Regions from separate parts of the Homo sapiens genome. Here region 2 is linked to region 1. A link is an interaction called in ENCODE POLR2A ChIA-PET data of the cell type or tissue named here. Cell type or tissue: A673. All regions are shown on one strand. Each heading gives the region's core, and the rest is flanking DNA. Links, peaks and the distances in the headings are about the cores only.

What was found. ChIA-PET counts read pairs that join two places held together with the same protein. Peaks named below come from ENCODE experiments on the same cell type or tissue, not always from the same donor. Only the 100,000 strongest peaks of a DNase experiment are listed, where the experiment ranks them.
Region 2: POLR2A ChIA-PET joins it to region 1 with 5 read pairs; 3 of 35 experiments call an interaction of 5 or more read pairs at or near these places.

What each region holds. Positions count from the first base shown.
Region 1 is chr2:219,550,663-219,555,039 of GRCh38, reverse strand. OBSL1 (obscurin like cytoskeletal adaptor 1) reads left to right here. Exons shown (of 21, transcript NM_015311.3): 15 at 300-566; 16 at 1,354-1,466; 17 at 2,016-2,172; 18 at 2,343-2,504; 19 at 2,824-2,928; 20 at 3,242-3,511; 21 at 4,198-4,312. The coding sequence ends at 4,205. Among named protein-coding and RNA genes, the nearest start is that of MIR3132, 3.7 kb to the right of the region's middle. RefSeq lists enhancers at 1,405-1,905, 1,906-2,406 and silencers at 2,195-2,284, 2,505-2,664. In A673, for the core only: no CTCF peak of the experiment used is centred there; DNase peaks (open chromatin) are centred at 2,319 and 2,599; H3K4me3 peaks cover 1,465 bases; H3K27ac peaks cover 318 bases.
Region 2 is chr2:219,415,165-219,419,541 of GRCh38, reverse strand. DES (desmin) reads right to left here and starts at 1,165. Exons shown (of 9, transcript NM_001927.4): 1 at 502-1,165. The coding sequence starts at 1,079. RefSeq lists a promoter at 1,090-1,394, a silencer at 1,395-1,870, enhancers at 1,871-2,027, 2,028-2,146, 1,871-2,146 and cis regulatory regions at 2,067-2,073, 1,090-2,146. In A673, for the core only: no CTCF peak of the experiment used is centred there; no DNase peak of the experiment used is centred there.

The sequences.
Region 1 (4,377 bases), core at 225-4,224:
CTGACTCCAAATTCCGTGCTCCTTCAAGTGTCACAGCACCCCTCACCCAGACTCCACGACCCCCTAACCACACTTCTCCCCCTTCCTGTGCCCTCATCTCCTAACCCTGATACAGCCCTCCCCCCGCCAAATCTGTCCACCGTGCTCCTTTCTTCCTGCACCCTGGTTCCGAACTTTTTTGGTCAGGACCTTAGGTTGGGTGTTCAGGGGTGTAGGCAGGGCCAAGGGATGAGGATTGACTGCAACCCCTGCCCAGAGCTGGAGGCCTCATCCTCCCTCTCTCCATCTCCCCCGGCCAGCGAGGCAGCTGAGGGTGCTGCGGCCTCTGGAGGACGTGACCATCAGTGAGGGGGGCAGTGCCACCTTCCAGCTGGAGCTGTCCCAGGAAGGTGTGACCGGGGAGTGGGCCCGGGGTGGAGTACAGCTGTATCCAGGACCCAAGTGTCACATCCACTCGGACGGCCACCGTCACCGACTGGTACTCAATGGCCTGGGCCTGGCCGACTCAGGCTGTGTCTCCTTCACAGCGGATTCCCTGCGCTGCGCAGCCAGACTCATTGTGAGAGGTGTGGCCTCCAGGACCACAGCCTGCCTGCTGACCTGTGTGGCCCTACTTACCCCAGGCATGAATACTGACCCCCAACTCGTGTGACCCCCACTGACCATGCCTGTCTCAGTGTGGCCCTCATTGACATCCCTGCCAGAGTGTGATCCCCCTGACTCATAGGCCCTGTGTGGCCCCAGAGTCCTCTGCCTGGGTGTGGCCCCTGACTGCCCAAGGCTCAGCCAACCACTGACTCTGCTACCAAGAGCATGCCTTTGCCATTGTGGTCACTGCTGTCTGCCCGCCTGCACACCACCCCACTGACCACTCTAACTGTGACCCTACTGGCTACACTGTCTGCCGTGGCTCCCTCTGCCCGCCTAAGTGTGGGCCCCGTGACCACTCCAGTCCCTTGAATCCACTGACTGCCTACGGGCGACATCACTAGCAAGTCTGCTTGAGTGTCCCCCATTTTTACTTCCAGTCCCAGGATGTTCCCACTGACCACTCCACTGGCATCTCTGCTTGTTTCCCCATTGCCCTCTGGCCCCCAGCTTCTCCCCCACTGACCACCTTAAAGTGTGACTCCCAGTTGGCCACTCCTAACCCATTGGCCCTGTGGCCCTGCCCACCTACATCCCCCCCACCCCCACCACTGACAGATCCTTCTTGGACCACTTGTCCCAGCTCGAACCCCACTCGCTAGTGTCCTCTACTGCCTGTTGTGCCCAAGTGTATGTCCTCCTTGTCCCTGCAAGATGGGTCCCCATCCTGCTCCCTCTGCACTGTCCTCCCTCTCCCACCCCCAGAGGTCCCAGTGACCATCGTGCGGGGGCCACACGACCTAGAGGTGACCGAGGGCGACACAGCTACGTTCGAGTGCGAGCTTTCCCAAGCTTTGGCTGATGTTACCTGGGAGAAGGTCAGATCCCAGCCCCAGCCAAGCCCACTTCAGTGTAACACCAACGATAATAATGCCCCAGACAGAAACAGCTAATATTCCTTGAGCGGATGTGCCTGGCACTGTGCTAAGATTTGCATTATATTTAATCCCTTACTCCAAGGACAACTCTAGGAGGTAGGTCTTGTCACTGTAATACCTATCAGGAAACTGATGCTCAGTGGGAAAAATTACCTACCCAAGGGCAGACAACAGGTAGAGCCCATATTCGAATCCAGGTTTGCCTAACTCCAGAATCCGTGCCCATGTCCCCTGTGATCGATACCTGGCTCTGGGCTTCCCGAGTGCCTTGGCGGCCCTAAGGTCCCCAAAGGGTGACGCTTTTTCAAAGAGGCTCCTGGCACGACCCCAAAGGCTTGGGGACAGTCCGACCCCAGCCTGGGAACACGAGACACGCATAAACGCGCCTCGAGACCGCTTGGCATCAACAAAGGGTGCGCCGCCTGCCAGGGCCGGGGTCGCCTGTGCCCAGCCGGGCTCGCCCCGACCCTCTGCAACTCCCGCCCCTAGGACGGGAACGCGCTTACGCCTAGCCCGCGGCTCCGGCTCCAGGCCCTCGGCACGCGCCGCCTTCTCCAGCTGCGACGCTGCGGCCCCTCGGACGCCGGGACCTACAGCTGCGCGGTGGGGACGGCCCGCGCCGGACCGGTCCGCCTGACCGTGCGCGGTGGGTACGGGGTGATGTGGAGGCTGGGCACTGCTTTGGGCGCGAGACTTGCGGAGCTGTCTTCCCCGGACCCTGATGACCGCGCGTGCTTCTAGAAAGGGGGCGTGGAGGGGGCGTGACCGGTAACTGCCCTCTGCCCCGCCCCGCTCACGCCCCGGGCTCCGCCCCAGAGCGTACTGTGGCGGTACTCTCCGAGCTGCGGTCGGTGAGCGCCCGCGAAGGCGACGGCGCTACGTTCGAGTGCACCGTGTCGGAGGTCGAGACCACGGGGCGCTGGGAGCTCGGAGGCCGCCCGCTGAGACCCGGAGCCCGCGTCCGCATCCGACAGGAAGGTCTGCCCGCCTGGTTACCCTTTCGGGCCCCTCGCTGCCCCGCCCAGGCTCGAACAGATCCCGCCCCACCGGGACAAGCCCCGCCCCTGGCTCCGACGGGCCCCGCCCCACGGCCCTGTGAGCCTCGTCCCTGTTCTTTCCCCCGCCCCCAGCCCCTAGTCCCGGACCTCTAGGCTTCCCGCTCCGCATCCCTGTTCCGCCCACCCTAGCATACACTAACGGCGTCCGAACCGACCCAGGGGCCTGCTGGGCCCCCACCTTCGTCCCCAACGCTCCTCAGAGGTGGCTCCGGCCTCGCTAGCGACCCCCTCACCCCCAGGGAAGAAACACATTCTGGTGCTTAGCGAGCTGCGCGCCGAGGACGCCGGTGAAGTCCGCTTCCAGGCGGGGCCCGCCCAGTCCCTGGCTCTACTGGAAGTGGAGGGTAAGCACCTGGGGTGGGAGCGACAGAGAGTGTACATCCTGTCTCTCCTGCCATGGGACTGACGGACTTGGGGCTGGCCCCAAGAACGCTGCCTCTCTCTTCCCTTCCCCCCGAGGGGCTCTCCTGGGCCGGGTCACAGAGGGCAGCGCGTTTCCCCGGCAAGAGGAGACTTTGGGTCTGAGGTGCAAGGGAACGGACTGGTGGCATAGAGGGCTAAGGCCAGGAGTGGAGACTTCAGGGAGGGAAGATGCATCTCTCCTCCTGGGGGCCATGCGTGTCCCTATTAACTTAAGCCCCCGCCCCCTACCCCCAGCATTGCCTCTCCAGATGTGCCGCCACCCCCCTCGCGAGAAGACCGTTCTGGTGGGCCGCCGGGCGGTGCTGGAGGTGACTGTGTCCCGCTCGGGGGGCCACGTGTGCTGGCTGCGGGAGGGGGCCGAGCTGTGCCCGGGAGATAAGTATGAGATGCGCAGCCACGGCCCCACCCACAGCCTGGTCATCCATGACGTTCGACCTGAGGACCAAGGCACTTACTGCTGCCAGGCCGGCCAGGACAGCACCCACACACGGCTGCTGGTAGAGGGTGAGTAAAGCCAACTGGGCAGCGGCAGGAGGGTGAGGGCGCCTGGGAGCTGATGGGTTAAGCCACACCTATGGGAGGCTTTCCAGAACTTGGGGTGGCAACGGGTCCTGGGATACGTAGGAGGTGGGGATGGGGGAGGGGAGGGGTAGAGCACACCCAGGGCTGGAAAGCCCTGGAACTGCTTGGCTCAGATCAGCTGCTCCTGGTCAGCTGTTCCCACCTTTCTACGCCCCTTCTTGCCAGGCTTCTCCTCTCTCCTGCCACTGGACCATGTTTGTCTCTCTTGAACAGCCCTGTTTCTACCAGTTCCTTTCCTCCCCACTTCACCAACACTGCCTTCCTCCAGCCTGTCCCTCCTCCTTCCTGCCCTCTGCCCAGCTTGCCTCTGCCCATCTCAGCAAGTTCCATGTCAGCCTTGGCAGAAGCCTCTTTCTTTCCTCTTCCCCATAAGAGACATCCCACCTTCTATCCCAAATCCCAGCATTCCCTTCAGGTGCCGCGCTGTGCCCCACCCCTAGCTGACCCCCACCTTCCTGCCGCCAAGACAGCCCTAACCAAGGCCCAGAAAGGGTAGGGCAGAACCTGGGGGCCCAGCTCTTTGTGTACTGGTGTCCAGGCTCTGCCAGGGGAGAGGAAGGTGGTACCCCCTTCTCTCCCCAGCCCCATGTGGAGTCATTCCTCTGCAGGCAACTAGGAGAACCTAACCAGGCCAGGCGGGTGCCCTTGGACAGCTTGGAAGGCGTTTGCCCTTACCCTGGGCAGGGGTAGAGAGACAAGGAACAATAAAAGTGCTACAGCTCATTTCCTTGCCTCTCTGAGTGATGTGGGGGGGCAGACCTTGCCTGGAGCCCCTGTGCAGTGAGCGA
Region 2 (4,377 bases), core at 266-4,265, 140 kb after region 1:
GGCCAAGCTCCCCCCTCCCCCCACCTCCCCCAGGGCCTCATCACAGCTGAGCTGAGAGCTGTTGCTTGGACTCTGGGCCCTTGCCCTGCTTTCCCTGTCTCCTATCAGCCTCCCTTCTCCCTCTGGCTACACTGCCCTCTGGGCCTCCTGCAGCCCTTCCTCTGCCCATCAACTACCTGACCCCATAAATATCGCCCCAGCATCTTAAAATGCTTTTTAACGGGGCTGTCCACAGGGCACCGGGTCCCCTAAATTCTCCCATATCCACCCCCTGATCTATGTCCCCAAGAAAACTCCTGTGCAAGATGGGATCGCAGGGGGAGAGACCTGGAGGTCACGGCCCCTTGAAACACACAGGTGGAGGACCCTTTCTCCACATGGGGCAGGAGAGGGTCCCGGGCCCCGGGAGAAGGCAGGTGCTGACAGCGGGACCCCAGACCCCAGGCCTAGCCTCCTGTGCCCTGCCCGCAGAAAGAGGAGTCTGGGGTGCCGGGCCCTCACTTGGCCTTGAGCCGCTGCAGGTCGTCGAGCAGGTTGTCGCGCTCGACGTCGACGCGCGCGCGCTGGTTAGTGAGCACCTCCACCTGGCGCCGCAGCTCCCGCAGCTCCTCCTCGTAGAGCTCGGCCACTCGCGTCGGCTCGCGGCCCTTGAGCCGGTTCACTTCGGCGGCGAGCGCCGCGTTCTGCTGCTCCAGGAAGCGCACCTTCTCGATGTAGTTGGCGAAGCGGTCATTGAGCTCCTGCAGCTCCACCTTCTCGTTGGTGCGCGTGGTCAGAAACTCCTGGTTCACCGCGTCGGCCAGTGAGAAGTCCAGCAGCTCGCCTGCGCCGTAGGAGGAGGGCGTGCGGGTGGTCCCCAGCCGGCTGGCCCGCAGCGACCCCAGGCCCCCGGCCCCGCCCGACGTGCGCGACACCTGGTACACGCGGGACGTCACCGAGCTGGAGGAGCCCTTAGAGCCGAAACCCGCCCGCGGGAACACGGGCGAACTCAGCGGGGAGCCGAGTGGGAAGCCCGGGGCCCCGCCGAAGGTGCGGCGGTAGGAGGACACGCGCTGGCTGGACGAGTAGGCCTGGCTCATGGTGACGGCGCGGGCGAGGCTGGCGGGCGCACGGAGGAGGCGGCGGGCAGGCGGCCGGCCGGAGAGTGGATGCGGCGAGGGGAGACAGGGCCCCCAGCCGTCGGCACTATTTGTATCCCTCCTGACATCAGCCCCCGCCTCCCCTCCCCTGACAGCTGCAAGATCCCGCTGTCCTGCCAGGAAAGGGCGGCCCGTGGCCGTGGGGGCGGGGAGGCCAGCTCCCCCGCAAGAGGCCTGCGCCCCTGAGTCAGCCAGCGGGGGTCCTGTGACGGGCAAGCCTGCCAATCCTTCGCCAGGGCAGGCAGCAAGCATGTCTGCAGCCCCCAGGCGGGCCTCTTTCAGCCCTGGTTATCTCCTCGTCCTGGGGTGGGGGGGAGTGGGGTCAGGGGAGACAGCAGAAGAGAGGCTTCCCTTTAGTTTGAGGGTCCCCTTTTTGGTCAAGGAGAGACTTTGGGTCATTTCTTAAAGGGTCAAGGCCTGTTCCCAGGAAAGGCCCTAAACCACCTTGTTCCTAAATATTCTCTTGAAGTCGAAGAGGTTTGGGTCTCAGGCAAAGACCAGCCAGGCTTGAGGGTGGGGGTCTCTAGGCAGGAAGGGAGGGCAGGGAGACGCCTGGCAGGCGGAGGGATCCTGGCCAAAGCCTGCCTGCCATGTATGTCTATGGGCGAGCTAGCCCTGAGCCTCAGTTTCCCTCTGGACTAGTGCAGGCCCTCTTCCTCCCCGGTACTGTCGAGGGTGGGGCCTCAAGTTTATAAACAGTGGGCTGATTTCCAGAAAGGGTCTGATAAGCTTTCAGTTTCCAATTGCTATGTGCGCTCCCACCCCCGCACAGACTTTGTGTGGCTCCTGCCCCCTGGGTCCCCCGCCCCCTCCCTGATTCATCCCCCTACTCACACCACCCACGCCCACACACACCAGGGGTTTGTGTTTTGTCAGGAGCCGCATGTCAACCCAACCATCTCCCTGGCAGCAACAGCTGCCAACCCCAAATACCAGAGCGGGTATTTATAGAGGAGAACGCATGGCTGGGAAACAAGGCACAGGAGAGGAGCTGTGGGGGGCAGGGGGTACCTGAGGAGGCATGGGTGGGCGTCAGATAAGGAAGGCTAGGGTGACAGCCCCAATCACTTCCCACCCCCTATAATGCTCCAGCCCCCACCCCCACAAAAATGGAGCCCCACAGAGGGCCTGCCCAACCTCCAAAGCCCCCTCCTTAGCACACGGCACTTGCTAACCCCTAAGGACATCCACCATTCTCCATGGGTACTGGCCGTGCCTCTACACCTCCACTTGGCACTCCAGGTCCCTCTTGGACCTGACCCTTTTGGAATGCAAACCCTGAAAATAGAGTGCTCGATTAGGAGCCAGTCACTGGTCCTACCCTAGACCTGCCATCACCAGCTGGAGGGGTTACTAGTAGGTGTGTCCTTGTCTGAGCCCCAGCTCAGGCACGTCCTCTCTGAGCCCCAGCTTGTCAGATATAAAGTGAGGATGGTTAGCCTTGCCATGCTACCCTATAAAGGTTTAAAGAGGCCCAGGCCCTACTAATGTATGTAGCAACAATAATACCTTACATGTACTGACCACCTAGTGTGGGCCAAGCTGCTGAGCACTTCACACCCATGACCCCCAATTCTCCAACCCTAGGAGGTAGACACTAGCATCATTCCCATTTTATAGCTCAGGAAGCTGAGACAGTGAGACCTCACAGCCTGTGGCTTTGGCCTCAGGATGGGTGTGAATGTGCCGGGTAAATTGTAAAGGGGGCTTTGTTACTGCACTCTTTTCAAAGCCCTTTCCCATTAAGTGTCTAATTTTCATCCAAGAGACAAGCTTCTGAAATAGATGGGGGAGTTCCAGATATTCTTATCCAGCCCTCGAGTCAGTGCAAGCTGTTGTGTTCTGGTTATTTTTGTGTCTCATCTCCCAGACTAGACTGTATGCTCCTGGAGGATTTTGGAGACCATGTGGATCCTTAACACACTCAGGCAGCACCGTCTTTCTCATTGTCATTCAAAGTAGCCTGCAAGCTTTCTTTTGCAATTTCCTTATTTTGATGACATGCTGTGCCTCCTCCCCATCCCTCCACCCCTAAAGACCCTGATTCCAGCCAGTCTTATTACTGCATCTCCCTGACTTCAGTGACTGGGTCAAGGAATGGGCCTGGGAATGAGCAGGGCCAATCAGAGACCTTCCCTGGAATTTATAGACGGAACTGGGATTCTTCAACTGGAACCTGTGGAAGCCATGTTTCCTGCCCCCTGGGGGAGTAGGAAGAAAGAGAGGTCAATATGTAAGAAGCAGAGGAGGCTGGAGAGGAGGAGCAGGCCAGCCCCTTGGTTCCTGCAGTGCTTCCCTCAACTTTGTGAGTTGAGCTCCCACACTGTCCTTCCTGGCCTTGGGCCAACAAACTTTCCGTTTTTTTTTTTTTTTTTTTTTTTAATTTAAGGCACTTGGTATTGCTTTGATCACTTACAGCCCAAAGAACCAGATTAATCTTCCTGAAGGGGACTCTACACCTATTTCTATGATGCTACTGGGACAACATTTCTGGAGCTCTTCTCTGTGAATGATCTCCAGACCACATAAGGAAATTGGCCTTTGGACCAGCCCAAGTCCTCAGTTCCTTGGTGAAAAGAGGCAGAAGACAAATAAATCATGCCATCTATTCTCTAGTCAAAATCAACAACCACCAGACTTGGCCCCGAACCACTTGGGACTGTTTTCAAAATTCAGTTCCACCCCTGAGGATTTGCTACCATGGAGGGCTGCAAATCAACACCCCGAGGCTTGGAAGGCAGGTGAAAGAGGAGCACTCCAAAACATGCTGTGAGCTGGGCAGCACCGCTGGAGGGAGAGTTCAGCCTCCCGAGAGGACCACTCAGGATGGGACACACTAAAAATACCGACAATTTATTTGGATGGGTAGTGTATATGGTACAAAATTCAAGATGTGCAAAAAGGCATAAAATGAAAAGTAAGTCTCCTTCCCACTTTGACACCCAGCCACCCCAAACACTGCTTCAGAGACAACCAGGTTTTGGTTGTTATCGGTTCCTTTCAGAGATACTTCATGTACACACAACCACATTTTCTTATGTGGAGCCCCCACTTCTGAATCAATCTTTTTTCAATGACATACAGCTTAGAGATGGTTCCATTTTAGTACATTGACAGCTGAGTCACTTTTACATTGTGATAAAATATACATAAAATAAAATTCACCATTTGAGCCATTTTTTAAGTATACAGTTCAGTGGCGTCAAGTACATTCACATTGTTGTACAACTATCCCCAC